2 separate regions of the Homo sapiens genome follow, and region 1 is linked to region 2. Evidence: chromatin loops called from intact Hi-C (ENCODE). Cell type or tissue: B cell. All regions are shown on one strand. Each heading gives the region's core, and the rest is flanking DNA. Links, peaks and the distances in the headings are about the cores only.

Region 1 (16,074 bases), core at 5,372-13,371, 420 kb after region 2:
ACGCCATTACACTCCAGCCTAGACAACAAGAGTGAAACTCCATCTCAAAAAAAAAAAAAGGTGAGATTAATTTTAATAATATTTCATTTAACTCAATATATCCAAAATACCATTTCATGCAATCAATATAAAAAGTTATCGAGATATTTTGCATTTTGGGGGCATGTGTGTATGCTAAGTACATACTACACTTAGAGCACATTTCATTTCAGACTAGTGACTTTTTAAGTGCTTGATAGCTACAGGTGGCTAATGGTTCCCATATTAGATGGCATAGCTCTAATATATCATGCTCTCTCCCACTTCAAGACCTTCACACCTGCTGTTCCCTCTTCCTGGAATACTCTTTGTCTTTCTCTTGTCTAACTAATGTGCTACTCTTTTGTCAATCAAGTCTCAGTTTAGAACCCACTTCCTCTAGGAATCCTTCTCTGAGCCATCTAGATAAGATGTCTCTACTCTGACCTCCCAAAGAATCCTGTACTTCTCTTATCAAAACACATGATCTTACTTTATTGTCATTGCTGTTATATATTCGGTCTCCCTTGTTGCCCAGAGCTTTGTGAGGACTGAGACCCTGACTGCCTTGCTTACCTGTATCACTAGCAATATGTAATAAATGCAGAAGTCCTCAGCTTTTGCCTCCCTCTTAGGACCTCTTGGTCTGTTTTATTCTTGGTCCGTTTTATCCTTCAGATATTGTGGATGGAAACCTGAAGTCTATCATGAGGCTGGTCCTTGCCTTGGCAGCTCATTTCAAACCTGGCTCCAGCAGGACGGTGAACCAAGGACGGGACTCCAGAGCCCCTCTGCAAAGTCACCGACCACACTGTGCCACTGCTGTTGCCCAGGGAGCAGCTGCTGCTCTGGCCGATGTGTGTCATGACATGTCCCGATCAGGACGGGATGTCTTTCGATATAGACAGAGGTAAGGGTAGAAATCTGGGGGTGGGAACTGATCCCTCTCTCTGATACTTCTTCTGTTAGATGATACAGTGCAGTAGATAGAAACGTCACCCAAACAGCCCCAGATTGCAGAAAAGAACATGGAGTGGGGAGGTAGGGGAGGGCACTCTCAAAAGAGAAAAGCCTTTTCTTCTGAGATGTTTATTTTTATTTTGCATTTAGCAAAAGTAAAGGAATCTTATGTGTAAGTTTTTGCTCTGGTGCCCAAAATTTAAATATACACTTTTGGCACAGTGTGTTTTCTTCACTGGGAGGTCCGTGGGAGCAGTGTTCCAGTTCATCTAGAGGAAGCTCCACTCTGGAATGTACCCAAAGGTCAGGTTGTCTTGGGAGTCATGGCAGGAAATGCTTTGTGGGTTGTGTATCTGCTAAGAGAGAGCAGGACCCTGAGGTGTTGCACAGGTTGGTGAATTACTTGTTTTTTGTCTGCCTTCCCTGCTAGGTACCAAGTGTCTTTGAGGCAGGGGTTTTGTCTTACTCATGTGTGTATACTGCTCGCAGAGTGGCAGTCTCTCTGTACTTGTTGAGTTGATCTGATCTGAAGGACTGACACCTTCCCTTTGCTGGGGTCCTTTGACTTTAGGAACAGCAGCATGGATGAGGAAATTGAGAATCCATACTGGAGTGTGCGGGCCCTAGTGCAGCAGTACGAAGGGCAACAAAGGTCCCCGTCTGAATCCAGCTGCTCCAGGTAACTGTGGCCTCTGAAACCTGAATTCTGGAGGATTCTCGGAGTTCTCGGCTTCAAGTAACAATACAACAAGCAAAAAGGCACCTAAGCCCTTTTTCTCCCCTCAGTTTATGTTTGGCTTTAAAGGGATACCCCTTAGCAGTGCTTTGTGGGTTTGTGCTAGTAGGAGGGTAGGAAGGTAGGGTGGGGTGCTGGTTTATTTCCCACAAATGGAATCTGTGCAGTCCCAGTGCCAGTGCTTAACTGTGACCACATGGGGGCATGGCTGGAACCTGTCAGGGCCCAGTCCAGTGGTTCTGACATTTGCATATGAGGTGCCAGTGTTTATGATAGCCAGTTCCATTGTGCTGTCCTTGAGCCTAAGTGTAACTCTTAAGGCCGGAAAAGTCTGTGTAAAGCTCATAGAAGAGAAGAAATTGAGCAGAGTTGTCTTAGAGCATTAGAATGTTTCCAACTTTCCTCTACAGGAACTGTGGCTGATTAGTATGTGTTTGAGCAAACTAATGATGTTTGCGACTCTAGCTAAAAGTTGTGTGTATCCTTTAGAGCCAAGTACAGAGACCAAAACAGGATACAGTGCCCTAATAAAAACCTTATCAGTGGCAGAAAAAAGATTACTTTACTGGCTCATGTAAATTGTGCTTCTATAAACACTCCCCAGATCATGTTTTTACTAACTTCATTTTGTTGCTGAATCATAATTTATGCTCTAATGACCTTTTCTTTCCTATCCCAACCCTGTGTAATCTGCTCTATTTAGGGCTAATTGTTCCTTGTCTTGTATGTATGTTATGTGTCCTTGTTTTCTTCCTCCTATTTTTTTCTCATAAAACTCCATCCTATTTTAATGCACATTTCCTAATTTATTGAGGTCATATGGAACTCTTTCTAGTATTTTAATATACTGGTAAACTTGCTAACTTTTTACCTTTTTTACATTTAATAGCTGTGCTCTTTCTTACTTATAAAATTCACATAACATAAAATTAACCATTAAACATTATAAAGTGTACAATTCAGTGGCATTTAGTATCTTCATAATGTGGTGCGACCATCACCTCTATCCACTCAGAAGACATCTTCATCACCCCAAAAGGAAGCCCTGCGCCCATTAAGCAGCAGGTGTGCTTTTAATGAGAATCTAAATCATTTCTTCCTTGCTTGCTGCTTAGGTTATCACCTGGAGCGGAATTACAGGATGTTTTGTTGTATTGCTTCCTGCACTTCTGCAGGCCTTTCACTCTTCTGAGCCTGATAGTGCCTGCTAGAGTTGGTGGTAGGAGGAAGAGTGGATTTCTTCCTGAGGGCACCTGCTTTCTCCTCCAAGGCAGGAGGACTGAGGGGAGGGCTGTGAGACTGTGAATGTGTGAATGAGGGGCCCACCGGCTATCAGGCTGCAGTGAGCTAATGGTGACAGTTTTCTAGGAGAGGGGCCAGAGGAGAATTGTTTGCTTTACCCTGTTTTTCACTACTGGATTTTGACATTTTCTTCTAATGCTGACCCCTCATCCAGCTCTTTGGCATGCTGGGTTAGTAGCTGCCTTTTCCTCAGTGAGTCCCTGGGGAAGGAGAGGGCTTCTTGTGGCTATCTGGAACCCAGCAGGTTCCCGCACATTCTGAGCCCTCGCCCCCAGGGAGCCCACTTAGTGGCTCTGTGACCCATGAAGAGCCCAGGAGCCCCCAGATGTGGCTTGCTCAGGACGGGAGTGGCTCAGAAGGAAGGATAGCCCCTGGGTGTCTCATTCCCTGCCACTGCTCCTCCGGAGACGCCCTGGGGAAGCCCTGCCAGCCTGTTGCTCCGAAAACCGCATACCAGCCTCACATTGTAGCCAAGCAAAATGATCCTTAGTTGGTTAAAAAGAACACACGAAACGCCAGAGGGGAAGGTGGGAGGGGATAGGTGCTCGGCGAATTTTCCTGGGGAGCGTCAGAGTCTCCACCCCGAGGAGCGGCCAGAGCCCCATGCGGGCCTGACCTGTCCGACCGACCCCTCGTCCACCAAGGGAGGGCTCAGAGTGGAGAAGGCAAGGTTTTTGGTGCGGGGCTCCCCAGCACTCAGACCACTAGAGCCCTCCTCGTGATTCTGCCGATACGCGGCTCTTCCCCTGCCTATCCTGAGGCTCCCAATCTCCTCTCCTCGCATCCCCCAACCCCTCGTCGACGTCCCCACCCCCACCTCCACCCCGCCCAGCCCCGCCCCTGGCCCGCACCCTCAACCTCCGTCCAGAGCGGTCGGTTGGCCAGCGGAGCTGGCTTGGGTCGGAGCCCGGCTGCCTCGCCGCGTGTGACAGCCCAGGGAGGGAGCAGAGGGTGGGGCGGGGAGGGATCCGGAAGGTGGCACGGAGTGGGATCGCCGCTGGGGACTCGAGGCGCAGCCTGCGCCGCCGGGAGCCTCCCTCCCAGTGGGAGATGGGTTGAGATGCCCCCGCCAGGGGGGATGCCCGGCACCGTGCGTCCGCGGAGGCCAAGATGCAGCGGCCAGGGGCCGGCAGCCTGCGAGGGGAGGCAGCTTCCGCCGGGGCCGGGCTGCTGCACAGTCTGAGCGGCCGGGACTGCGCGCTTCAGAGCCTGGAGCATCCCAGTCGCTGGGGCCGAGACGCCGCCGCCGCCGCCGTTCCCGCTTTCTCCCGCGAGCCGGGCCAGTAGCTTTGCTAGCTGGCCTTCCCGTGGAGGCGTTTTCCAGCCCCAGCGCGGGGAGACATGCCTGAATTTGGGAGCGATGTGACTCTCAGCCTCCCACTTCACCCGGGGACGCAGGCTTGCTGAAGCCCGAGACAGGAGGGGGACCATGGGAGGGACGCAAGTCAAATGGTGAGCTGAAGCCACTCTGGCTTTGGAAGTGGGGGGCCTGGGTGGGAACAGGGGCAGGGCTGGAGGATGCTGTTGGCCGGAGACAGGCGGGGTGGTGGGAGCATTATGTTGGGAGGACCGGCTGCTGACCAGGGGTTATCACTATAAAATACGGTGGGCGTAGGAAGTGGAGCCAGCATGGGGGGAGGATGAGTAGCCCTTGCGCCTGCCAGGGTCTTTGGTGGGGGAGGGCACTTCATGAGGATATAGAACTCTTCCTTATTGCCTATTACCCGTTTAAAAAAATTAATTTGAGTGGGATTTGGAAGTATCTTTGCTGCAGGATTGCTTGTCTGATAAATTAAGATAGAAGAGCTATTAGACCTGTGGGAATTAAGAAATGTATCAGCCAGACCTGATCAGTCATTCTCTGACCTCAGAGAGGATTATGATGCTAAGTAGGGGATTGTTTATAAAATAGGACTTTTAAGCTAATCAGGGAGGAGCCTGTCATATACATAATTAATTAGCATTAAAATATTTTTTTCTGACCTGGGGCAGAGGATATAATGCATATTCCTTGTCCATGAGGTACTTCTTTAGGGAGGCAGCAGGGTGCCTGCTCTGACATGTGCCTCGGGAGTTTCCTGCCTGAGGTCCTTTATCTCTCCACTTGGCCATCGAGTTTCATGGTCTCACCTCTCGGTGGCCTCACATTGGCAGCCTCAATTCAAGAAAGAGAAATGTTGTTTTCCTTTGGCTGCTCTGCCACTCCCCCAGCGGGGATGGATATCCAGACATCCGCCTCCTTCTGCCCTTATATGGGAGATAACTCTTAGGAAGGAGAAGGAGCTGAGCATGCGTCTGTGCTTTTAGGAAAGCAGTTTTCTAGCATCCTAGGTTCACACTGCACCCTCCTCCCCGATTTTGTCTCACACTTACCAACTGTGGTCCAGCAAAGTCAGAGGATGGAACATGTCATCCATAGCACCTTGTCAGATGAGAAAGTGTTTTCTTGTTTCTCAAAGATGAGCAGCTCTTGCAGGCCGCTTTCTACACTTGGATTCCCATTTCTGTAAGAAGGTAAATGCTGAGGCCTGAGCAGGCACAAATCTATTCTCCTTGTGAATGACATAGTACACTTGGATGAGAGCTTTTCAAGCAGCTAATTCATGTTGGCCTGGAAGTCAAGATTGCCTAAGCGGTGAAAGATGAATAAGAAAGTTCTAGAAAGCAATTGCTATTTCGGAATATCACTTCTTGCCACTCCCTACCCCTCCTGCCTGTTTGGTTATAGATCTATAGATATGGTTAAGCAACTTTCTTTAATTTGATATTTCAATTTAAAAGCTTTAAAATGTTTTCTGTGGTTCTAAGAAGGAAGAGAATGTATTTCTAGTTGAGGTCATTCCCAGCAAAGCCCCTAAAATACGGACAGTGAGGAGGATGAGACACTAGTCCTCAGGCTGCCTCACTGCTTTTGACGTGCCTGGCTACCTCCACCATGCCTGGCTCTTGTTTTTTACTGGATTCTAGGAGGACAAAATGTTAACTCCTGATCGTGGTTGTGAGGATTCGCCTGGGAGACTTCAGGGGCACATTAAGTGGGTCAGTGAATCCTAGCCACTTTCACTGTTGTCTGGGTGATAGATTTGGAAAGAATTCCTGAGAGGGGGCTGGGCCCGGAGACCCCTCAGCCCCTGAGATTCTTTCAGTGCTGATGTTCTCAAGGTGCAGTGCAAAGAGAGATGGCTCGAGACTCCTTTTCCCTGTCACATGGAAGCACCAGCCTCACATTCCCATCTTGTCTTGTAGATTTGCTGTTTTTTTGGAGATTTAAAATTCCACTTCCCTGAAAAATCTGCATAGTTCCTTCCAAGGCTAGTAGTTATATCAGAACTTAAGGGCCAGGTACGGTGGCCCACGCCTGTAATCCCAGTACAGAGGCTGAGGAGAGAGGATCACTTGAGCCCAGGAGTTTGAGACCAGCCTGGGTAACACGGGGAGAACTTGTTCTACAAAATGATTTAAAAATTAGCTTGGCATCATATGCACCTGTAGTCCTAGCTGCTCAGGAGGCTGAGGCAGGAGATTTGCTCAAGCCCATGAGCTTGAGGCTGCCATGAGTTATGATGGAGCCACTGCACTCCAACCTGGGCAACAGAGTGAGACCCTGTCTCAAAAAAATAAAACAAAACAAAATCTTAAGAATTGTTGAGAAGATTCTGAGGACAATTTGAAAGTATTGTGTCAGAAATATAAATAACTTTTTGATAGGAATAAATCAAGTAAACCCTTACTCCACTATTCCTAGCAGGTCTTTCCCCTTTTGACATATTATCTTCCCCTTGTCATGCTCTAGCTCAATTACTGATATATAACCGCTCCTCTGCCCAGCCTGGCAATGTACGCCCTCCAGCAACTTTTCCCCTTGAACCACCCCCACCCTGTACTCTCCTTTGTGATCAGCTCAGAGCTGATCTGCCATGATAACTTGGCTGGTATTGCCTGTATCTGTGAGAGATCAGTGTTTTGGAAATAAAATTTCCTTCTAGCTCCAAAAGCTACTAGACACAGACTGGCATCAGTCTTTGAACGTGGGCCCAGGGATGGTGATGGAGGAGGTGGTGGGAGGTAAAACAAAGCAAAACTTGGAGTTCTTTGAATGCTAGATTACCCATCATTTTGGTAAATCTCTTCTCAATGAATTAGGCTTAAAGGCATCCTTGTTGTGGGAGAGACTTTGTAGGACTGGGTCATTCCTTTATTCAATATTAATTTCATTCATTCAAAAAGTTAATCATTAAATAAATATTTTATTTTCTGTGGGCCAAGTACTGTGTTACCCATGGAGGAGTAAGATGAATAAGAACATGTCCCTGTTCTCAGGAATAAATTATGAAAGCTGCTTTCTGAACAACTCTTCATAATAATCGTTTTTCTTCCTTTTTCTTCAATCACAGCCTGACTTCACCCAGTCCAATCCACAGTGCAAAGAGCGAGTCCATTATAACCCAGTCAGAAGAGAAGGCAGATTTTGTGATTATTCCCGCTGAAGGAATAGAGAACAGAACAGGTACTATCTCTACGCCTGCCTGGGCTGGTTCAAGGAACAGTCAGCTTGAAGAATTTAGAGGTCCCCATCACCAATAAGCTCCCTGGCCTTCCCCATCTCCATGGTCTGTGCGTGCAGGGTCAGCACTAGAGGGCTCTAATGACTTTGAGCCAATTAATGTGGTTATCCTCTTGCAGAATGCCATTTCTGATATCCTAGCTGTCAAAAATCTTGCAGCAGCATAGATAGGCCCTTTCTCAGCTGGCTGCCTATGAATTAGGAAATGACTTTGGGGCAGTCAAAAGCCTTACTCAAGTAAACACTTTTATTATTCCTATCTTATACAAATAATTGCAGGACTTACATAACTTAAATTGGGACCAGAAATGCATTGTATGAGCTGAGGTGTCTGTGAGGGCACAGAGAATAGAGAGCAGGTCTATATCAGGCTTGGTATGAAGCTACAGAAAGGACCACAAAGAGTTCCCTTTGTTTAGACTTCCATACTCTGTCTCAGTTGCTCTTTATTTTTTCTTACATAGAGAGAAAAACATGCAAGAAGCAAAGTGCAAGACTTAGAATTGTATTTACCCACAAGAGTTGTAATGAAACACAGGCCCTCAGAAGAAAAACTGGAATTGAATTCTTCTGTATTCTGCTCCCCATCTAACCCTGGCATTAGTACCAAAGAGTCAGTCATGTTACTGAGTCAAAACTCCTGAGGCCTTAGAGAGAGAGGGAGAGCATTTACTGAGTGCCGCTCTGGGCCAGGCACCAGCAGGCCCTGCACATAAGTTACCTCATTTAATCTTTGCAGCAACCCAGAGGGGTTATTATATTCGTCTCTTGAATGAAGAAACTCACTGAAAGAGTTTATGCCTTTCTGAATTCTAGAATGCATTTTAAATGGCTGTACATACAATTAGATAGTATAAAATAGACAAGGAAACCAGAGCAAAGAGACCTTAAAGCTAGGAAAATAAAAGTGATATTAAACAGTTTGTGCAGGTATGTTTTTATTGGTTTGTTTGCTGTGTGACTCACACAGTATTCTACATGAAAGTGGTCCACTTATGAGTGAGTGCTGAAAGGAATATTGAATTGAAGTCTCCCCTCTAAAGCTTCAGAGTAACCAGTAAGATTTTGTTTTCATTGCATCTGACAGCTCCTCTTTTTGTACCTGGCAAAGTCAGGCTCTTGGAATGCCAGTTCTAAGAATTAAGGGTGAAGTCTGTGTGGCGCATACCAAGGCTCCCGTGGAGGGAATCTTAATACTTCCTAAGAGTTTTAAAAGAGGATAGATTGTTCTAGCACCAAGTGAGCCTGAGGCCTGAGCTCACAGCCAATTCTTTAGGCCTCACAACCCCACCTGGTGGAGAGTCCAGTCTGTGCTATGAGAACAGGTTCAGAACGCAGGTGACCTGAACCTGTGAACGCTACCCTGTGAACGCTGTCTGCTGGAAATCAGTTTTCTTCAACATGAACTGTACTCCCTCTTTTCATTTTTTAGAAGGGACAGATTCTCCATTATCTCGAGACTGGCGGCCAGGGAGCCCTGGAACCTATCTGGAGACCTCATGGGAAGAACAGCTGTTGGAACAACAAGAATATTTAGAAAAAGAAATGGAGGAAGCAAAGAAAATGATATCAGGACTACAGGTAGCTCTCTCCCTTGTAGTTTGCCCTTGTTATACCAATTGATTATTAAGTCAGTATTATCAATGGAAAATAAACTGATTTTAGTTTTCTAGGAGGTCAGAACTGAATGAGGAGTTTAGATATAGGGAATAGCACAGAAAGAGCAGAAAATTCCTTATATTTGAATACTTTAAATGGACTTTGTGGGCTACCGTTCATAGCACAGCGCTTAAGATTTCAGCAAGCCCAGGAGCCATTACTGACCCTTATCAAGTCCTTATTGTTGACTCTGTGCTACATAGGTGGGCTTCTACCCTGTATGTGGCTGCAGACCTGCAATTGCAGCTTTCACCAAAGAATGGCACTGTGAATAGTCTGGGATTTTCTTCTAGGAATTCTCTAGCAGGAAGAGTGTAAGAGCCAGTAATGCTGCCAGGTTTCCATTTGAATTTAGCTAAGGGATTTAGCTCACTCCTAATACATGTGCAAATGGATGCCAAGGCATAATGGTCAGGTAGAAGAGGTTTACTTTGAGCAACAAAGCCCTTCAGTTTTTCCTATACCTGTAGTGCCAGCTCGGCAAATCTACCCGAGACTGACCCACTTGACATAGTTCCCACCCTGAGTGACCCCCTCATTCTTGTCTTTGTGTGTCTGTCTCTGTTTGGGGGAGCGCTTATAGTGTGCTGATGACCCTGAAATTGCCTAGGAATATTCCTTTCTGTTTGTGCTGGGAACTGCAGTGCTTCTGAATTGTCAAATATTTATGGACACGTAAACAAAGCCCACATTATGTGTGTGGCTCTGGCAGCCGGCAGGCGGTGGAGGGCGTGCTCCCAGCTAGCCTGCAACAGGGTGGGGACACAAAAGATTCCTAAAGAAGAAAGGAGATTGGTGCTGTGGCAAAGCAATTTGCATAACGTATGCCCCAGGAACTGAGAAGTGTGGGAGGAATGTTGCCTGCGTAAACATTCCCAAAGAAAGTTGTTGGTTTTCCTTCATTTGCTCTGTATTTTTAAAATGGCTGGCTTATGAGGCCTTTTAGATCTCTTTTCTGCCACTCCATTAACAAATACCTTAATGGAATGTTTTTGTGTGTGTTTTACTTGCATAGGAAGTATGTCATGGAGAACTTTGAGATTATACCCAACCAGGTTGTTCCCAGGATAATTTGCATTATATGAACATAGATATTCATCAGTTTGGCTCAAAGTTTGTTTGCATTTTCTTAGTCTGGGAGAAATTCGATGGCAGATTAGACAGAAAAAGAAGAGAAATGACAGGCAGAAAGTCAGCATCTTAATATTTCCTGCAAACAGAAGAGTTTTAATTCACAGCCACATGATCACAATGAGAATTTGGTTCCATTGTAGAATACAAAAGGGCTCACAGCATCCACTGGGCTTCTTAACTCTTTTCAGTGATTAACAAGTTGCTTGCTAAGCCACATCCAAGATTTCTGACTTATTAGTATTCCTTAGTTAGAACCCTTTGAACAGTTTGCTGTTATAGTTGATATTTCCATAATGTTGAATGCCCTTAGCTCCCCGCGGCCCTGGCTTCTTATATATGTCTGTACCTGTTGCCATGACTGGTGAGATAGCAAAATTCATTTGACTTACTCAAATTTTATTATAAAATGGGGTCACATTTTTCAGTCTTTCACTGACCTGATAGATACTCACCTGCAGGGACAGATCCAAGTTTTGTGAGTCCTCACATATATAATTTGTGTGTGTGCAGGGGGGCTTCTTAAAGAATAAGATTACAAAATTATGAATATAATAATTAGGTATAGGCAACGCATGGTGGGCCACACCTGTAACCCCAGCACTTTGGGAGGCTGAGGCGGGTGGATTGCTTGAACTCACAGGTTTGAGACCAGCCTGGGCAATATGGCAAAACCCTTGTCTTTACTAAAAATACAAAAATTAGCCGGGTGTGGTGGCGCATGCCTCTAATCCCAGCTACTAGGAGGCTGAGACATGAGACTTGCTTGAACCCTGGATTGCAGTGAGCCAAAATCGGGCCACCGCACTCCAACCTGGGTGACAAAGTGAGACTCTGTCTCCAAATATTATAATAATAACAATAATAATTAGGTATAGGACCTTGGGAGAGGCAATGCATGCGGGGGGCCTACAGCTGGAGCTTTCTTAGCTTCATGGTAAATCTGCCTCCCTATTCCACCTACGTATATTCTAATGAAAACCACCTGGGTCAGGAGCTGAAATGAATGAGGACATCTCTCTGCAAATGTGTTTTCCTTCTTGTTCAATAGAGGTTGCTTTAGGGAGTAAAAATGCAGAATCAGTAAAACAAAGAAAAATCAAACAAACCCAAGTGAGTGCTCCAAATGTATTCCAAATAATTCATTATAATACTCATTTCTAAGCCGTGATGATTCTACACTGCTTTTAGATCATTTTCTCCCTGGTAAAATTGAGTTTGAGCAGCTCCAGTTTGAAATGTGTTGTGTCTCTTTTGAAAAAAAGGTTTGTTTTTAGATTTTCTTCTGGGGCCAAGGCACCTTGAAGCAGAGCAGTCAGGTGTCCAGAGAGCTGAAAGAGCCAGAGCATGGACCTAACGAAAGGAACTAGTCCCAGGGTGAGCAATGGGAAGTATCTAAGGAGCAAAAATTACCAACGAAATGTCTTGAGGAGGCTGAGTTGTGATTTTAACTTGGGGTGAGCTTACCAAGTTCAACTCTGGACTAAGTCATCTGAAGGAGAGTTAAGTTTCTTTCTGCCTTTGTGGTTATTCAGGCCTTACTGCTCAATGGATCCTTACCTGAAGATGAACAGGAGAGGCCCTTGGCCCTCTGTGAACCAGGTGTCAATCCCGAGGAACAACTGGTGAGCTCCATCTTTTGTGATTGGACACTAAATCTGTATGTATTTTACTTGTATTTAGCATTTGACACTGCTGTTCATGCCTTCTTGAAATGCTGTCTTCCTTGACCAGTTCTGGTTTTCCTCCTACATTTTTGACCATTGTTTCCTTCTTCATTCATTTAATAAACAAATATTTATTGAGTGCTGACTATATGCCAGACCCTATTTCAACATGCTGGAGATATGGTAGTAACAAAACAGATCTAAGACCCGACCCTTATGGAGTTTACATTCAAGGTCTCTTTGAAGCTTCTCGTTTTCTGCTTGTGCCTTTAATGTTGGTGTTCCTCAGCATTCCAGTCTAGGCCCTCATGTGTCTTAAACATTAACCTGGGCGGTAGTATCTGCCTCCAGTTCTTCACTCACTTCCCTCTTGCTTCTCATGTATTTATTTCCAGCTCAGCTCTTGCTATGGATTTCTAGATTTATGTATGCAATATGCAACTGCCTACTTATTATCTCCACTTGTAAGTCCCATAAGCATCTCAATTTCAGTGAGTCCTAAATTAAAGTGTTTCTGTCCTCTGCCCAACCACCAAAGCTACTTGTCCTTTTGGATATCTGTTTTGGATACCAAAATGCGCCAAACAGAAATCTGAATGTTGTCCTTGAATCCTTTCCCTCTACATACTTCCCTGTACATCCAGTCAGTCACCAAGTTTTACCAGTTTACATTTCTAATTTCTTTATCCAGTTTTCTCCATTCTCACAGCCACTTGAAAATCAAGCCTCCATCCAGTATTCTAACAGCCTTCTCACTGGTTTTCCTGATTCCTCTCCTGTCTTCCCCTAATTAAGTTTTTGTAAAACAGCAAGAATAATTTGCCTTAAAGACAAACTTCATTTTGTAACCCTTCTGCATACAACTTTTCATTGATTCCCCATTGCCCTCACTGGCCTTTCTTGATCTCGCCCTGATATTTCTCTCCAAATTCATCTCTTGCCATTTCTTCTTCCCTTTACCCCACCCCCTCCCCTGCACCCAACCCCCACCCCATACTTATTCTTTTTTTTTTTTTTTGAGACAGAGTCTTGCTCTGTTGCCCCAGGCTGGAGTGCAGTGGCACGATCTTGGCTCACTGCAACCTCTGCCTCCCGGGTTCAAGTGATTCTCCTGCCTCAGCCTCCCAAGCAGCTGGGATTACAGGTGTGCACCACCACACCTGGCTAATTTTTGTGTTTTTAGTAGAGATGGGTTTCACCATGTTGGCCAGGCTGGTCTCTAACACCTGACCTCAAGTGATCTGCCTGCCTCGGCCTCCCAAAGTGCTGGGATTACAGATGTGAGCCACCACGCCTGGCCCACCCATACTTATTCTAAGCTTTATCCATATAGATCTACTTGCTACTTGATGCATATACTTACATCAGAGAGCAGGAACTGTTTCCTGTTCTTTGTATCCACAGTACAGAGCTGGCATCTAGTAGTGCTCAATAAATATTTGTTGAATGAGTGGCTCTGTACTTCACAGCATAGGTGCTTAGCCATCTCTGTTTGTCTTATATTCAGATTATAATCCAAAGTCGTCTGGATCAGAGTATGGAGGAGAATCAGGACTTAAAGGTATGTCAAGACATGTACATTTTACCCCTTAAAAACATTATGGGGGCCAGGCACGGTGGCTCGCGCCTGTAATCCCAGCACTTTGAGAGGCCGAGGCGGGCAGATCACAAGGTCAGGAGATCGAGACCATCCTGGCTAACATGGTGAAACCCCGTCTCTACCAAAAATACGAAAAATTAGCTGGATGTGCTGGCACACGTCTGTAGTCCCAGCTACTCGGGAGGCTGAGGCAGGAGAATTGCTTGAACCTGGGAGGAGGAGGTTGCAGTGAGCAGAGATCGTGCCACTACACCCCAGCCTGGGCAACAAAGTGAGACTCCATCTCAAAAAAAAAAAACACCATTATGGGACTATTACACAACTTCAAGAGGGAAAGGGATTTCAGAATTGGAATCTTTCCTGTATCTGTATTATGTCTTTACTTGAAAGAGAGAGATACATCCCAAATATGTCAGGAAGGTAATAACTTTTTAATCCTGGTGGTAGGTAATAGAATTTCGGTGTCATTATTGGTTGTACCATTCTATATGTTTGAAATATTTCATGGTTTTTATTCTTTAATTAAAAGAAAAAATGTATCTAATACCAGTACAGTCTTTTTTTATAAATACTTCTCAGAATTCTTTTAGGTCAGTGATTCCTAGCTTTTCTTTTGGTCATAAGTCTATGAGTAAAGACATTAACCCTCTCCCTAGAAGTATGCATGTATGTTTGCACTCATACTCATAGACATGAATTTTTTTTTTTTTTTTTGAGACAGAGTTTGGCTCTGTCACCCAGGCCGGAGTGCAATGGTGCAGCCTCAGCTCACTGCAACCTCTGCCTCCTGGGTTCAAGCGATTCTCCTGCCTCAGCCTCCCAAGTAGCTGGGACTACAGGCGCCCGCCACCATACCTGGCTAATTTTTGTATTTTTAGTAGAGATGGGGTTTCACTATGTTGGCCAGGCTTGTCTTGAACGGCTGACTTCGTGGTCCGCCTGCCTTGGCCTCCCAAAGTGCTGGGATTACAGCGTGAGCCACTGTGCCTGGCCGACATGAATTTTTAATAGAGCAACTTTTATTTATTTGTTTTGTTTTGTTTGTTTGTTTTTTGAGACAGAGTCTCACTCTGTCACCCAGGCTGAGTGCCATGGCACGATCATGGCTAACTGCAGCTTCGACCCCCCAGTCTCAAGCGATCCTCCCACCTCAGCCTCCCTAGTAGCTGGGGCTTCAGGAACACACCACCATACCTGGCTAATTTTTGTGTTTTTTGTATAGATTGCTCTCGCCTTGTTGCCTAGGCTGGTCTTGAACTCCTGGACCCAAGTGATTCTCCCATCTTGGCCTCCCAAAGTGCTGGGATTATAGGCATGAACCACTGTGCCCAGCCTAATAGAGCAACTTTTGAGCCCATCTGTGGAGTCCAAGTTACAGATCCCCATTTTAGATATGTTAATTGCAAAATCTTGATGTGATACAATAGGAAGAGAAGAGATTGGGGTCTGTGTTATGGTTGTTCCCCTTCTAAAATCTATTTCCTAGTGACAATCGTATACATATATTTTATCTATTGTAAGGGAATGTTAATTACTCAGTATTTCATTATTAGGCTAAATGTGTTTTTGTTTGGCCCACAAAGAACAATACCCTCTTGGATCAGAAACACTCCAACCCTTTGCTAAACATTAAAAATAGGGATAATTATTTAATGACATTGGGGGTAGGCATATTTAGATATGATCATATATTCAGTGAGAAGGATTTAGATTATTATAATTAGGTTTTCCTGTTGGTGAAGATTGCTAAATATAGAAATGAGAGCCTATGGGAATTATGGGGTATCTTCTTTCTTGGCAACTCTTCTCTACCTGAGCAGTTAAGCCTGGGTGCCAACAGGGAAGAACGGAATGGTTCTCTTCTTGTTTCTGTGGATCAGCCTGTACTGCTCACTGAACCAGAGCTGTTTTCTGCCTTAGTAGAGGGTTAATTTTTCACGGAATGATCAACTGGGTTTTGTCCTCTTGCCGACAGAATGAGGTAATGCATTCTGAAGCAACCCAGATGTCACCATCTGATCTAACTATATTTGGTTTGCAGAAGGAACTGCTGAAATGTAAACAAGAAGCCAGAAACTTACAGGGGATAAAGGTAAAAAAGAAGACATTTAATTCTTTAAATAAAGTCTCTGCAATGTAAAGTAGTCTGTTGGTGAGTGGTGAGAGTTGGAATTTTCTGTGGACCTTTAATAGCTCTGTGCTATTGGTAAAGAAAGGGCTTTGTGGGAGGGAAGTGAGACATGTCGAGGAATATACCTTTGTTTTGCTGAGGCTTATTTCTAGTAGTTATGATTCATGTTGCTACCATTTCCATCTGTTCCACCCTGATTGTCTCTATATGTAAAAGAATCCTCTTCAGTGTGAAAGAATGTCCTCTAGGGCCGGGCGCGGTGGCTCACGCCTGTAATCCCAGCACTTTGGGAGGCCGAGGCAGGCG
Region 2 (16,074 bases), core at 4,856-12,855:
CCTCTCTCCCAGGAACCAGGGACAAAGGCCCATCAGATTCTTTATTATATAACATATATGTGAAAAAAGTACAAAGTGCTCTGCAAAGGTGGGTGGCATTTCTATTGCTCATTGTTATTATGGTGGTATTTAAAGTGGGTTTTGAGGGTTTAGGGGTTTTAGTGGTGGTCAGGTTTGCAATCTCACAGAAGAAAAGCCAACAGCCTCTGGATAGTCAGGAAGCTTGGGTCAGTGGGAGTAGGAAGAGGGTTAGCCTCCAATCCTTGATTCCTCCCAAAGCCACTTGAGGGGAACATCTTTGGTTCTAAGTCTTAAAGGACTAGAAAGTTCAGAAAAGTAAGCCTCTAAGTGCTCTTCACAGTCATGGCTCATGGACCCAACTGAATCTAATTGGTCTTAGAAATGTCAGAAAGGTTTTACACTGTAATTTACTTGCTTCCTGTGACCTCTTTCCTGGTAATGACACTGAAACTTCTGGCTTGCTTCTTTTTCCCTCTCTTTCCCCCATCCCATCGTGGGAACTCCGTGACTGTCCTTGGAGGCAAAAGCATCAACACTGCCCCAGCGGCCCCTGCTTTACTAAGGGAGGACAAGAAAAGAGAGACTCTCTTTTCTCTGAAAAAAAAAACAAAAAGCTTAATTAACAAAAGTGCCCTTCTGATATTTGGAAGACCTAAAAATTTAAACTGATTTTCATTATCACTTAGGGTAATAGGACAGGTAGAAAATGCTCATCCATCGAAACCAGAAGACTCTTTGCTAACTGGCTAGATGTGTCTTGATCACTCAGGAATGAGCTCTTTGGAATACTCTGTGTTGATTAGCCTTTTCCTTTGTTTTGTTTTTTAATTTTTTAATTTTAATAGATTTGGGGGTACAAGTGGTTTTTGACGATTATGCTTTTTTTAAGCCTGGTTTGAAGCACAGAAAAACAAAACAAAAAACAGCCAATGCTGATCATGTGCTTTCTTTCTTTTCAGAAGCTGCCTTGAATCTGGCCTACATCCTAATCCCCAGCATTCCCCTTCTCCTCCTCCTTGTGGTCACCACAGTTGTATGTTGGGTTTGGATCTGTAGAAAAAGGCAAGTAAAACCTTCATTGTGTAAACCTTTGCATCTTCTGCTCTCTTTGAGATTTGGATATTGCCTTGTTTACTTCATTAAAACCCACGGCAGCACCAAGAGTATCACCATTGCAGATTGGAGAGTGGGTTCTCTGACAGGTCAGGGCATTCAGAAGTACTAGGCATTTGTGCTTAGTTGTGATTAAGAGAGTGATCTTACTTGCTTTACTGTCTGTACGTGGAAGATTTTAAAACAACTTGAAGGGTGAAATTGCATTATTCACCTCCCGTGCACTCACACGTCACCCAGCAAAAATGCTCTCATGAATGTATGCCCTCACTCTGAAAATGTTTGTGGACTGAGTGAAGGAATGAATAGTGAGCCATATGAAAAATGACTGCTGCAAAGTATTCTGGTAAACATCTGAAACTAAACCACTTAATTCAAACTGAAAGAGCCAAATTCCTTTTAACTGACTTTTCTTTTAATTCAGTACACAAGTATAGAGTGCTATAAAATAGCTACACTAGGTGGCATCAACAATTTCTGTATATGGTCAGGATCGTGTGCCACTATTTTATTTTATTTTATTTTATTTTTAGTACTGAAAGCTCTTCTCAGTTACCTTTTTATTCTCCATCATCATGGTATATGGAGAAGATGTCTAGTATTCCCATTTACAACAGGAAAACTAAGGCCCAATTTAAGATTTGACTCCCTTTAAAGACCAATTTGAGATGAATTAGTAAGATTCCAATGTAAAATCTATTTCAGTTAATTGTAACTTCCTTGTAGGATTATTATAAGGATTAAGGCAGTTAATACTTGCAGAATAAGTATATACTAAGCACTTGAATGTTACCTATTATTGGGATTATTTTATTAGTTATTTCCTTTGAATCTTAAAGTAGAATTTAGTTCAAAAAATTACAGGCATATTTTCCAGCTGCCTACTCTGCCTACTCAGTTGGTTCTTGATTTCCTTTCCTGACTCTCTGTTTTGTACTTTAACAGGATTTGGGAATTGTGACTCTAAAGCTGGGGTGTCTGTCTATCCCAAGGGTTTTTAATCTTTTTTGTGCCCTGCAGCAGTCTGGTGAGGCCTATGGACTCCTTCCAGAACAATATTTTATTTTATTTATTATTTTATTTAAAAAAATATATATATATATATATATTTGAGACAGAGTCTTTCTCTGTCGCCCAGGCTGGAGTGCAATGGCGCAATCTCGGCTCACTGCAACCTCCGCCTCCCGGGTTCAAGTGATTCTCGTGCCTCAGCCTCCCAAGTAGCCGGGATTACAGGCACATACCACCATGCCTGGCTAATTTTGTATTTTTAGTAGAGATGGGTTTCACCATGTTGGCCAGGCTGGTCTCGAACTCCTGACCTCAGGTGATCCGCCCACCTCAGCTGCCCTAAGTGCTAGGATTACAGGCATGAGCCACCACACCCGGCCCAGTACAATATTTTAAATGCATAAAATAAAATACATTGGGTTGCAAAGGAAGCAATCATACTGTTATATAGTTTAGCAAAATATTTCCAAAAATGAATATGTGATTAGTAATACATGTACTCCTTTATTAATGCTTCTTTATTTAGTGCTGGGTATAATTATTATAATTTTGAAGTAGAGATGAGGTTAAAATATTTCAAGGCATCTATAACTGTGATATGAAAACATCTATAATTTCTAGTAGTGATCAAGTCAAAGATATTAATCCTGCTGTTTTATCTCTTACATTCATAATGGAAGGACATGCTAAATTTCACTTATGGATGAGTCGTGTTTTTTGTTGTTTTGGTTTTATTTTATTTTATTTTATTATTTTATTTTATTTTATTTTATTTTTGAGACAGGGTCTCACTCTGTCGCCCAAGCTGGAGTGCAGCGGTACCATCACAGCTCACTGCGGCCTTGACCTCCCAGGTTATCCTCCCACCTCAGCCTCCCAACTAGCTGGGACTGCAGGTGTGCACCACCATGCCTGGTTAATTTTTGTATCTTTTATAGGGACGGGGTTTTAACATGTTGCCCAGGCTGGTCTCAAACTCCTGGGCTCAAGTGATCCACCTGCCTCAGCCTCCCAAAGTGTTAGGATTACAGGCGTGGGCCACTGTGCACAGCTGAGGTGTTTTTTTGTTTTTTTGGGTTTTTTTTGTAATGTGGTATTTTTTCTCTATTCAGTTCTATCCCTGGACACTCCAGGGACTCTAGGGAACCCCAGGATAATAACCCTGCCCACACTTGGGCAGCAGTGAATGACAGATACACAATCACTTTGAACATAACATCTCCCTGTTTGGTTCCCTCCCACTCCGAAGCCCTGGCCTGTAAGTTACATAGACGAGACATGCAGCTGGGTGACTGCCCAGGGCTGCTTCCTCTCGTCTCAACAGGAAGCACAAGGGTATTCTCAATCACCTGGTCTAAAACACTCAGCCCTGGTTTTCTTTCTTCCTAGAAAACGGGAGCAGCCAGACCCTAGCACAAAGAAGCAACACACCATCTGGCCCTCTCCTCACCAGGGAAACAGCCCGGACCTAGAGGTCTACAATGTCATAAGAAAACAAAGCGAAGCTGACTTAGCTGAGACCCGGCCAGACCTGAAGAATATTTCATTCCGAGTGTGTTCGGGAGAAGCCACTCCCGATGACATGTCTTGTGACTATGACAACATGGCTGTGAACCCATCAGAAAGTGGGTTTGTGACTCTGGTGAGCGTGGAGAGTGGATTTGTGACCAATGACATTTATGAGTTCTCCCCAGACCAAATGGGGAGGAGTAAGGAGTCTGGATGGGTGGAAAATGAAATATATGGTTATTAGGACATATAAAAAACTGAAACTGACAACAATGGAAAAGAAATGATAAGCAAAATCCTCTTATTTTCTATAAGGAAAATACACAGAAGGTCTATGAACAAGCTTAGATCAGGTCCTGTGGATGAGCATGTGGTCCCCACGACCTCCTGTTGGACCCCCACGTTTTGGCTGTATCCTTTATCCCAGCCAGTCATCCAGCTCGACCTTATGAGAAGGTACCTTGCCCAGGTCTGGCACATAGTAGAGTCTCAATAAATGTCACTTGGTTGGTTGTATCTAACTTTTAAGGGACAGAGCTTTACCTGGCAGTGATAAAGATGGGCTGTGGAGCTTGGAAAACCACCTCTGTTTTCCTTGCTCTATACAGCAGCACATATTATCATACAGACAGAAAATCCAGAATCTTTTCAAAGCCCACATATGGTAGCACAGGCTGGCCTGTGCATCGGCAATTCTCATATCTGTTTTTTTCAAAGAATAATAAAATCAAATAAAGAGCAGGAAACAGAGTGTTAGTCTGTGTCTACAGCCCTTCCTCTGCATGTGGCCACAGGGGACCTTTTTTTGTTTCTCCTGACATCCAGACTTGGAAATATCTAACTACTTGCAAAACTAAAAATGAGGCCAGGCGCAGTGGCTGACGCCTGTAATCCCAGAACCTTGGGAGACCAAGATTGGAGGATAGCTTGAGTTCAGGAGTTCCAGACCTTCCTGGGCAAAATAGTGAGACTCTGACTCTACAAAAAATTTAAAAATTAGCAGGGCATGGTGGCATGCGCCTGCAGTCCCAGCTACTCAGGAGGCCGAGGTGGGGGAATTGCTTGAGCCCAGGAGGTTGAGGCTGCAGTGAGCTAGGATCACGCCACTGCTCTCCTGCGTGGGCAACAGAATGAGACCCTGTCTCTAAACAAAAATATTTTTTAAAGAAACTAAAAATGAAATTTGAGTCTCAGCTTCTAGGCTTATGTACTCCCATCCCTGATACTACACGTTGTTCTGTTTGCATGTTTGTTACTGCAGCATCAACATAACATGACTAATAATGATGACAGTTCTACCTTTTGTTGACAGACCTCATTGTTTCAATTGTGTTTGGCCTCAAATTCAGAGAAAAGTTTCTCAGCCCAGCATCAATCATATACACATTGGAGGTCTGAAAGCCATTATTTAAATCACCAGCAATTTCCCTCAATCAGCTTCATAATCTCATATTTTAACCTTTCCTCATATGTCTTATTTTTTAATAGCTCAGCAACTTTGCTTCACATATGGAGCCCCAACCTCTAGAGTTAACTAGTCTGGGTCAAAGCAGTATCGAATGTAGTGGATTGGAATCCCTGCCAAATTATCTGCCCTACTGCAGAACTGAATATACTAGGAAACAAAACTCCCTGTTTTGGGAAGTGTGTTTTGTGGTTACATTTCAAGCAAAAACTGAGCACATGGTCCTGAAGGACTGATTCACTGCTCTAAAATGCCCAAGGTTCCATTCTTGCTTCAGACAGCCTCGCTCTATCATCTGCCCTGTATCCTGCACTGTGCCCCACAACTCTGGCCCTTATTACACTGCAAGCTTCGCTAGTAGGAATCCTATCTGCCGGTCAGCATCATGGGTCCTGCAACCCATGGCAGCACCTTGCAGGGTAGGCAATCAATGTCTATTGAATGGATGAACAATGCATCTTTTCAGACTGATGTCAAATAGTTTGAATATTTCAGCTTAAAAGTTTGTTTTTCACAGTCCCCCTAGGTGGAGGAGGTAACTGAGTCATTGTAATTGGAATGCCTCCCAAGAAGGAAGCATAGTAACAAGTAAACAGATGCTGGTGAATTGTGCTAACAACTTACTTTATGTCACTCATGCTTGAACTGAGGACCCACTGTTAATCTATAAAGGGAGTAAGGTTGTAATCAGAACAGACCCTCAGCATCTTCCCTTCCCTTTTTTCATTAATGTGTTGTCTCTTCTGGGACCTAGAGATCTCTTCTGTGTTTGTACACAGCCAGTCTTACCCTGCATTTTAATTATTCACTTTCTTTTTCCTCCTCAGGTTTACTAGCCTGAGTTTACCCAACTCCATTTCTATCTCTAATAATTGCACTTCACTTATGTAACAAATATTTGCTAAATGTTAAGGGTTTGCTATGTTCCCGTTGAGCTTGAGCTTATTCATTAAGCTAGTATCATATGGAAATTTAGTAAGTTTGTTTCATAATTGCTATGATTTGAATGTTTGCCCCCTTCAAAACTCAGGTTGGCCAGGCATGTTGGCTCATGCCTGTAATCCCAGCACTTTGGGAGGCTGAGGCAGGAGGATTGCTTGAGCCCGGGAGTTCAAGACCAGGCTGGGCAACATAACGAGACCCCGTCTCTACAAAAAATAAGAAAATTAGCTGGGTGTGGTAGTGCATGCCTATAGTCCCAGCTATGCAGGAGCTGAGGTGAAAGGATTACTTGAGCCCAGAGGTCAAGGTTGCAGTGAGCTCTGATCATGCCACTGCACTCCAGCCGGAGTGACAAGTGACATCCTGTTTCAAAAACAAACCAACCAAGAAAAAAAGACAAAAAAAACCTCATGTAGAAACTTATTCCCCAATGTGGCAGTATTGACAGGTGGGGTCTTTAAGAGATGATTGGGTCATGAGGGCTTTGCCCTCATGGATTAATGGGTTTTCACAGGAGTAGGACTTGTGGCTTTATAAGAAGAGGAACAGAGACCTGAGCTAGCACCCTCAGGCCCCTCACCGTGTTACGCCCTGCGCTGCCTCAGGACTCTATAGAGAGTCTCCACCAGCAAAAAGACGCTCCCACATGCAGCCCCTCAACCTTGGACTTCTCGGCCTCCAGAACTATAAGAAATACATTTTGTTTCTTTATAAATTACCCAGTTTTAGGTATTCTGTTACAAGCAATAGGAAATGGACGAAGACAACCATTTAAAACCGTATTTCCCAACCTTTTTTTCCACTGTGACACACATGACAGATAAAATGTATGTATCAGACAACCACTTTGGTCTCTTTACTCGACAAGCATTCCTGTTTGTTTGTTTGTTTGTTTGTTTTTTGAGACGGAGTCTCGCTCTGTTCCCTAGGCTGGAGTGCAGGGTCATGCGATCTTGGCTCACTGCAGCCTCCACCTCCTGTATTTGCAACTTTTCTTAGTTTGAAATTCTTTAAGGAACAGCATCTGCAAACACAGGTACTGGAATGGTTGGTAACATATTACTTGCAGCACACCTTCCATCTAAGCTCAGCACACAGGGGTTTGCCATGATGTTGGAGTTGAGAGCATCTAAAAGCCTCTGATCCAAGATAAAAATAAATCATTAGTAAAGCTGTCAATCAGTACCCAAGCCCCAGGCTCAGGCCCAGGACCCCAAACCCCACCTTTGTCATTTCCTTGCAGGCTACAGGGAGCCATGTGAGCCACCCCACAGAAGTGAATCCGGAGATTCCTTTCCTCCACAGTTTCCCATCCCTCCCCTGTGAGAACGCAAATAGGTTGTGTGATCTAAGGTGACTTCCAGTTCTAAAATTATTCAATATGATTCTTTTTCTAATTTGTTAAGCATGTTATGCCCACATTACTTCTGAGCTTGTAGTAAGACACACCTAATGGTGGATAGCAAACTGAAGACAGAAGTGTCAAATAAGGTCTAGGAAACTGCAAGCCCAGAGATGGAGAAGCAACAAAGCCAATTATTCTGTACAGCCCCTTCCTTCTTTCTTCCAAAGAACAGTAAATGGTAACTAATGGCTAAAGAATCTTAAGTTATTCTTGAATCTTGAATTTGAACAGCAGAAAGAAATAGTGACTAGAATGAGTCTTTAGAGCCGGGGCACCAGGAGAAACTGGTTTTTAAAACAGAATAATACCATGTATAGGCTGGAGGCAGTGGCTGTAATCCCAGCACTTTGGGAGGCCAAGGCAGACAGATCACGAGGTCAGGAGATCGAGACCATCCTGGCCAACGTGGTGAAACTCCATCTCTACTAAAGATACAAAAATTAGCTGGGCATGGTGGCACGCACCTGTAGTCCCAGCTACTGGGGAGGCTGAGGCAGGAGAATCGCTTGAACCTGGGAGGCAGAGGTTGCAGTGAGCCGAGATCACACCACTGTACTCCAGCCTGGTGACAGAGCATGACTCCGTCTCAAAACACACACACACACACACACACACACACACACACACACACACACACACACACACACACAAAATAATACCATGTATGACAAGGGTCCCCAGCCACCAGGCCAATGACTGGGACCCATCCCTGGCCTGTTAGGAACCGGGCTGCATAGCAGGCAGTGAGCAAGCAATACTGCCTGAGCTCCGCCTCCTGTGAGATCAGTGGCAACATTAGATTCTCATAGGAGTGCGAACCCTATTGTGAACTGCGCATGCGAGGGATCTAGGTTGTGTGCTCCTTATGAGAATTGCTGGCTCACGCCTGTAATTCCAGCACTTTGGGATTCCAAGGTGGGCAGATCACCTGAGGTTAGGAGTTCGAGACCAGCCTGTCCAACATGGTGAAACCCCATCTCTACCAAAAATACAAAAATCAGCCGGGCATAGTGGCTCATGCCTGTAGTCTCAGCTACTTGGGAGGCTGAGGCAGGAGAATTGCTTGAACCAGGGAGCCGGAGGTTGCAGTGAGCCAAGATCGTGCCACTACACTCCAGCCTGGGGGACACAGCGAGACTCCATCTTAAAAAAAAATTGAAAAAAATAAATAAAATATATATATGTAGGATCAAGCAGAATTCACCATTGCTTGACAGCATTGGTGTATTAGGGAAAAGGCCTGTCAGCATTTTTGCCTGATGCAACTTTGCCAGGAAGTTCGAGGCTGCTTTGTTTTCACCACCAGGTGGCAGTATTAGGCTGGCATAGAAATTTTACCTAATTATAATGACCAATTTCTGGCAAGCAACTGCAAAGAGAAAGGGAGGTAAAGATATATGGAGAAATAAGAAAATACAATGCAGGTGAAAATCCTGGGTTCTGGAATCAGGTTGTTGAGTTTCTAAGTCCTATTACTGCTACTTACTGGCTGTGCAATCTTGAACAAACTACATTATTTAACCTCGGTTTCCTCATCTCTAAAATGAAGATAACATTACCTACCTGGAAATGCTGCTATAATAAAAATCACAAAATATGCATAAGGTGCTTGATGCATTTTGTGGGTTGAATTTCATCCATCACCACCACCCCCCTCAGAAAAAGTATTGAACTCCTAACCCCAAATCCCTCAAAAATGTGACCTTTTTTGGAAATAGGGTCATTTCGGATATACTTAGTTAAGATGAAGTCATTAGCATGGAACCCTGTTCCAATGACTGGTGTCCTCAAAAAAAAAAGGCAATTTGGACACAGAAATGCATACAGGGAGAGCGCCATGTGAAGACGAAGGCAAAGATCATGGTGATGCTTCTACAAGCCAAAGAATGCCAAAGATTGTTGGCAAACCACCAGAAACTAGGCAAGAGGTGCGAAACAGATTTCTCTTACCGTCCTCAGAAGGAACCAACCCTGCTGACATCTTGATCTTGGACTCGTACCCTCTAGAATGATGAGAAACCATTTCTGTTGTTTAAGCCACCCAGTTTGTGGTACTTTGTTATGGCAGCCCAAGCAAACTAATAGAACAGATAAGCCCTCATTAAATACTAGCTAGTATTAGTCCTGTACTCTTTTAATCTAATTGTACTGAGACAACAATACTGTTTTTACTGTAAATTATAGCTCACTTTCCAGCTATCATGGGTTTATATATCCTGCCCTCCCCCACAAAATCATGGCATTCTGTGGAGTGACAGAGGGCAAAACCAGGGCAGACATGAGAGTCACAGGGAGGGGGATTTCCATGACACGCAGGAGGATGCCTGCTTACAACAAACACTGTAAGACCTTCACCCCTCCAGGGGCTCACGGAGAGACCATGTGAGCCCTTGGGAGAAGGAAGGATTCCAAGCCCCCAGGTGCGAGTTTTCGCTGATCAATGTGCTACACGGAAGTGATATAGGTGCCGGCTCTTATTGCCAGAGGGCTCTTATTCCACCTGCTGGTGGAAAACAGGTTGGATGTCATAACCTTTAAAACCCCTTCATCTCATCTCAGTGCATACATTTCAGCCACTTTCTTTTGAACGTATAGAAGCTTGGAATAGAAAGTGGGCAGAGCAGGTTGGTGGTAGTTTGTTTCTTTTTCTTTGGTGGGATCTGGAATCCCTAACAGCTAGTTTTACTAAAGACTGAGATTGGCTAGGTAGGATTAAGGCTGAGGAACTGCCCCTAACCCCCTACCGCATGCCACACACCTCCTCACTATTTCATCACCACACCCCCAGCCTCCAAGGCAATGAATAAGAGTGTCGAATAAATTAGCTGGAATAGGCAGCTCTGAAAGTTACCACATTTGGCAGACAATTCATCCCAAATCTTCCCTTCCTCAGGCTCAAAAAGAGACTCAACCTTGCTGGGTAGGCTGGGTGCTGTCCACAGTTAGGGGGATTTGGAGCTGGTTCTATTGCACGTATGATAGAGAAAACAGGAGGGAATACAGTTGCCCTTCTCATTCTCAGGTTCTGCATCCAAGGATTCAACCAACCATGGATGGAAAATATTCAGAAAATACAAAGCAAAATGAATGCTAAGAAAAAGAAAAAAATTTTTAAAAAAGAGAGGAAATATTTGGAAAAAAAACCCAGAAAATGTTATGTTGTTACTGGAGTTCGGCCTAGATGGTTACATTTGTACTGAGCATATGTACAGTACAGGCTTTTTTTTTCTTGTCATTATTCCCTAAGCAATACAGTATAACAATTGTTTATGCAGCATTTACATCGTATTAGGTATTTTAAGTAATCTAGAGACGATTTAAAGTATACTGCATGTAGTGGCTCAGCCTGTAATCCTAGCACTTTGGGAGGCCAAAGCAGGAGGATTGCTTGGGCCCAGGAGTTCCAGACCAGCCTGGGCAACACAGAGAGACACCATCTCTACAAGAAAAAAAAAAAATAGCCAGGAGTTGTGGTGCACACCTGTGGTCCCAGCTACTAGAGAGGCTGAGGTGGGAGGATCAGTTGAGCCCGGGAGGTCGAGACTGCAGAGAGCTACGATTGCACCACCGCACTCCAGACTGGGTGACAGAGCAACACCTTATCTCGAAAAATAAATAAATAAAATAAAATATACAGCAAGATGTGGTTGTATGCAAATATTACACCATTTTATAACAAGGACGTGAGCATCTGTGGATTTTGGTATCCACTGGCCCTGGAACCAATATCCTGCAGATACTCACGGACAATTGTATTGCCTGCCAGGGTTGCCCCAAAAGTCCCACACCCAAGTTGATGCCACAAATTGCCTCTAGGGCAGACCCCCACTCTCAGGATGGATTGGAATTTTAACTAAAAGGAATTTTGGATATGATGGTCTTATTTGGATCCCGATTTGAACAAGCTAATCAGAAAAAGACATCTTGCGATAATTGGAAAAAATCTGAACATAAACTGAGTATTAGAGAAAATTAAAGATTTATTTTTGTTTTCATTAGGAGTGATAATGACATAGTGGTTTTATAAAAGATAAAAGGCCTTATCGGTTAAAGATGACAGTAAAATGACCCAATTTTGGCCAGGCGTGGTGGCTTATGCTTGTAATCCTAGCACTTTGGGAGGCCGAGGCAGGCAGATCATGAGGTCAGTAGTTCAAGACGAGCCTGGCCAACATGGTGAAACCTCGTCTGTACTAAAAATACAAAAATTAGCTGGGTGTGGTGGTGTGCACCTGTAATCCCAGCTACTCAGGAGGCTGAGGCAGGAGAATTGCTTGAACCTGGGAGGTGGAGGTTGCAGTTAGCAGAGATTGCGCCACTTCACTCCAGCCTGGGCAACAGGGCAAGACTCCATCTTGGGGGAAAAAAAATGACCCACTTTCTTGGGCCTGTTTTAAAATATGCTATTAGGTTGGTGCAAAAGTAATTGTGGTCTCTGCCATTACTTTCTCTTTTTTTGAAATGGAGTCTCACCCTGTTGCCCAGGCTGCAGTGCAGTGGTGCAATCTGGGCTCACTGCAACCTCCACCTCCCGGGTTCAAGCGATTCTCCTGCCTCAGCCTCCCAAGTAGCTGGGATTACAGGCGCATGGCACCATGCCTGGCTAATTTTTTTTGTATGTTTATTAGAGACAGAGTTTCACCATGTTGGCCAGGCTGGTCTTGAACTCCTAACCTCAGGTGATCTGCCCGCCTTGGCCTCCCAAAGTGCTGGGTTTTCAGGCATGGGCCACCGGGCCCAGCCTGCCATTACTTTCAATGGCAAAAAAGTGCAATTACTTATAGCAAGAAAAAAGGTAGAGAGAAATGAATGAAACAAGATCAGCAAACTGATCTTGTTTTTTAAATAAGTGAGAGGCACATGGTGGTTCATTATATTATTTTCTCTCAACATACATTTTTATGTATGTGTGAAAGTTTCCATTAGAAATTTTTTAAAATAAAAAGAATGGGAAGGGGGAAAGAATCGCAGATCTTTCTCCTGCTGAGGGAAGTTCTTCTGTTGGGGTGTGAAGGAGAAAGGCTTAGAAATTCCACTGAGTTTCGGGCTGGGCGTGGTGGCTCACGCCTGTAATCCCAGCACTTTGGGAGGCCAAGGCGGGCAGATCACGAGGTCAGGAGATCGAGACCATCCTGGCTAACATGGTGAAGCCCCGTCTCTACTAAAAATATAAAAATTAGCCCGGTGTGGTGGCACACACCTGTAGTCCCAGCTACTCAGGAGGCTGAGGCAGGGGAATCGCTTGAACCTGGGAAGTGGAGGTTGCAATGAGCCAAGATGACACCATTGCACTCCAGCCTGGGTGACAGAGCAAGACTCGGTCTCAAAAAAAAAAAAAGAAAGAAAGAAATTCCACTGAGTTTCTCCTCACAGAAAACAATAAAGTGGCTTGGAGAGAATACTACTGGAACTAGTTTATCATACATGTATCCAACTTCTACTGTCTCCCAGGGCCTGGGATATGATAAACAAGAAGAAATATTAGTTCACTGAACACCCACTCTGTGCCAAGTACTTTCAAACGTCATCTTTGTTAATCCTCATAACAATATTGCTCAGGTAGATGTGATTTGTATGAGTGAGATAGAAAGACCACCCAACCAGTAAGGGGCAGGGCAAAGAGACCTTTTGGTTTTGTTGCACATTCCACAAATCATTCCACAAATAGCCAAGCTGTGTATCCCACGGTGGAGGCAAACGGGGATGTAATTTTTTTTAATTTGTATTATTTTTTCTATTTATAAAAGCACATGTGGAAATTACTTGCGTTTTTTTCACATAAGCCCTCCCATTTTTTCACTGACATACATGTCTTAAGTACCTTCTGTGTTTCCAACACTGTGGACACAAAGATATATAAGGCCCTCCCCTCAAGCTATTTACAATTCAACTGGGGAAGCAGAGCTGGAAATAAATGTCACTGTGCGTTACTTGCTCTCACAAGGGGACATGACAGAGGCAACTAGCACGCACAAGGAGGAACCTGATGTCCTACCTCCTCCACTTTGCCCGGCCAAGAGCTTTTTGAAAGTCCCAGCAGCCCATGGAAGGTTCCCCAAGCCCCTGGACAAAACTTGCCCACTCTTGTTTTCTCCCACAGCCTGCAGCATACACTTTACCATGGGATCCTTCACAGTCGAACGCACCTTAGAATTCACTTCTTTCCTCTGGGCCACCCAAATGCAGGAACCACCTCCTATTCATTGTTGTGACCCCCAGCTCTTAGGGCAGTGGCTTGCACTTAACTGGCAATCAATAATTGCATTAAATTGAGACAAAAACCTTTCCTGGCAAGTGCCACCAGCATTAATTTTCCACCCTCCTAACTGCCTTTCGATTTCTTTTCCTTATTTTACTACTAGAAATACTCAGTCTAGAATCTCTTCACAGAAATCAGTGCTTCTTAAAAGTGTCTACAAAATAATCAGACATAAAGGAAAATGCAAAGATTGAGTCACTTTCTATCAAATATTGTTTATTTCATGAAGTCCCATACAGAGAGATCCAACATAAATATTTACATTCTATGAAGTTGCTCTGCTCTAGAAAACAACTAGCCAGCCCATGTTTTTGAAAGACTGTTCTGTTCTGTTTTGTTTTCCAGAAAGAAACTGGCCTCCCTTTTGGAAGAGATTACGTTTTCCCACCTCTTTATTTCTAGAAAGGAGCTTGCTCCAAATGGCTTTTTCAGGGTCAGTGAGCCATTGAACAACCAATAAGTTCTCAGCATCTTGGGATCAGCTCTTTTTTTCTACCAATCTGTCCTTTCTCTGTGTCCCGCCCCCGTCCCCCCGCACCCCCCAAGCCAAGCTAACTTCATAATTTCCTGCTTTTCTACTAAACGTAATGGTGAATGTTTCCTATGTTGATAGATGCCCACGAAAACAACAAATCCTTATCACCTCATAAATTTTAAGAATCTGCTCCTGGATACAAAGATGTGTCATCCATTATGTGCTGCCAAGGGAATGAGCAGAGAAACCAGGCGAAGGAGAGAGCATGAGACATGAAGCCAGCCCCATCTGCCCCTTGGATTTATAGGCAATCACTTTAGTAATAGGTACAAGGTGGCCATTTATAAGGTTATAATGCATCTCCTAAATGGACAGATGTCCCAGCATCTTCCTGCTGATCTAAAACCATCAGTGACTCCTTGCTGTCTACAGAATTCAGTTCAAACTCCTTAATCCAGCATCCAGTGGCCTCGATGATCTGGTCCAACTACCTAACCTTACTACCACTCCTGTAATGCCAGTCAAGACTCGCTCTCCCAGAAACTCAGCATGCATTTTCCCATTGCTGTCTCCGCTTGTCCTCTTTCTTCAGCCTGGAGTGTCCTTTCCTCACTTCTTTATGTGACACATCCTACCCATCTGTGAAGACTCAATTAAGTGCCACATCCTCCTTAAAGCCTCTTTCCTCTTCCAAAGTCCTTTAGATCTTGGCCTGTTCCTGCCTTTCTCGTGGTTCTCAGTATGTTTTGTTTATAGGAAGGGTATGAAACAACAGCAGAAAATACCCTAGGACCTAGAAATAAAGGGGCCATATGAGAATTTAACCATGGAAATCCATTTGTACATGGACAATGACTTGCAACTGAAAAAGTGTCTCCAAGACATCTGAGCATGACCCGCAGGTGAAGCCTGGCTTAGGTCTGTAGTTGCTGCAGAGTAAATGGTATTCATGTGTCTATTCAGTGAATCAACAAATACGTACTGAGCACCTGCTAAATGACAGTTACTGTGCTTGACAGTGGGTATGTGCAATGGTGAATAAGATACAGCTTCTACCCTCATGGCAGTTATATAGTAAAAACCCAGATTAACATCAATGACTTACATGATGATAGGGCTGTGATAGGGATATGGGCGAGCCCAGGATGCAGATACTTCCTGGAGGAGGGGATGCCCAAAGTGAGAATGTGGCACCTAAGCAGAATTTCAAACAGTTCAGCATGATTGAGCTGGGAGTGTTGGGTGGGTGAGTGGCAAAGGGTGAGGGGGAACAAGACGGAAGGGGCTACAAGGAGCTTGATAGTAAATGATTCATAAGCCTTGCTGAGGAATTTGGACTTCAGCCCAGGCTGATTATTCGTTATTTACCGTCTCTCACCAAATCCCTGCCCACATCCATTTTCTATCCTACTCTGACCTGCTCTGTGCCCTAGCAGGATGACCCCTGCAGACTGCACCACCCAGCTCCCTTGCCAGATGGTTTCCTGTACGATTTGGGCAAGAGAGGCTCCAGCAGGTCCGCTGTGGGCAGGAGGAGTGAAAGAAAGGTTATGGTATTGCTTCTGCTTTCCTTTCATATCAATAGCAGTAGTTGCACCCTCTGCAGTTCAGTCTCCACCAGTTGGCCCTTTCTCTAGCTCTCACTATAATCCAGTAACTCTACTTTTTCTTCTTGTCCCCTTCTAGGGTGGTAACAGCTTCCTACTGCTGCTAACAAACTCATCCATAGTTTGCTTCCTTAACCCTATCCATATATCTGCAAGTGGTACTTTCATTAAAGTCTCTTCTCTTCCTCTGAACCATCCGAAATGAATTCCGTTTTCTGACAAGACCCTAACTGATACAATCCTGAAAGTTATAAGGAGACATTCAAG

The links. Peaks named below come from ENCODE experiments on the same cell type or tissue, not always from the same donor. Only the 100,000 strongest peaks of a DNase experiment are listed, where the experiment ranks them.
Region 1: it touches region 2 in a loop (9-fold over the local background); 3 of 110 quality-filtered maps call a loop at or near these places.

Annotation. Positions count from the first base shown.
Region 1 is chr11:111,973,327-111,989,400 of GRCh38, forward strand. DIXDC1 (DIX domain containing 1) reads left to right here. Exons shown (of 20, transcript NM_001037954.4): 4 at 697-928; 5 at 1,550-1,657; 6 at 7,411-7,523; 7 at 9,013-9,161; 8 at 11,906-11,995; 9 at 13,545-13,598; 10 at 15,679-15,729. Among named protein-coding and RNA genes, the nearest start is that of DIXDC1, 44 kb to the left of the region's middle. RefSeq lists a silencer at 3,909-4,208 and an enhancer at 4,169-4,799. In B cell, for the core only: CTCF peaks have their summits at 8,876 (motif pointing left) and 9,078; a DNase peak (open chromatin) is centred at 8,885; H3K27me3 peaks cover 1,863 bases.
Region 2 is chr11:111,556,561-111,572,634 of GRCh38, forward strand. It overlaps LAYN (layilin), which reads left to right. Exons shown (of 7, transcript NM_178834.5): 6 at 981-1,083; 7 at 3,535-5,185. The coding sequence ends at 3,898. Among named protein-coding and RNA genes, the nearest start is that of LAYN, 24 kb to the left of the region's middle. RefSeq lists a silencer at 5,444-5,738 and an enhancer at 8,402-8,905. In B cell, for the core only: CTCF peaks have their summits at 8,734 (motif pointing right) and 8,939; a DNase peak (open chromatin) is centred at 8,781.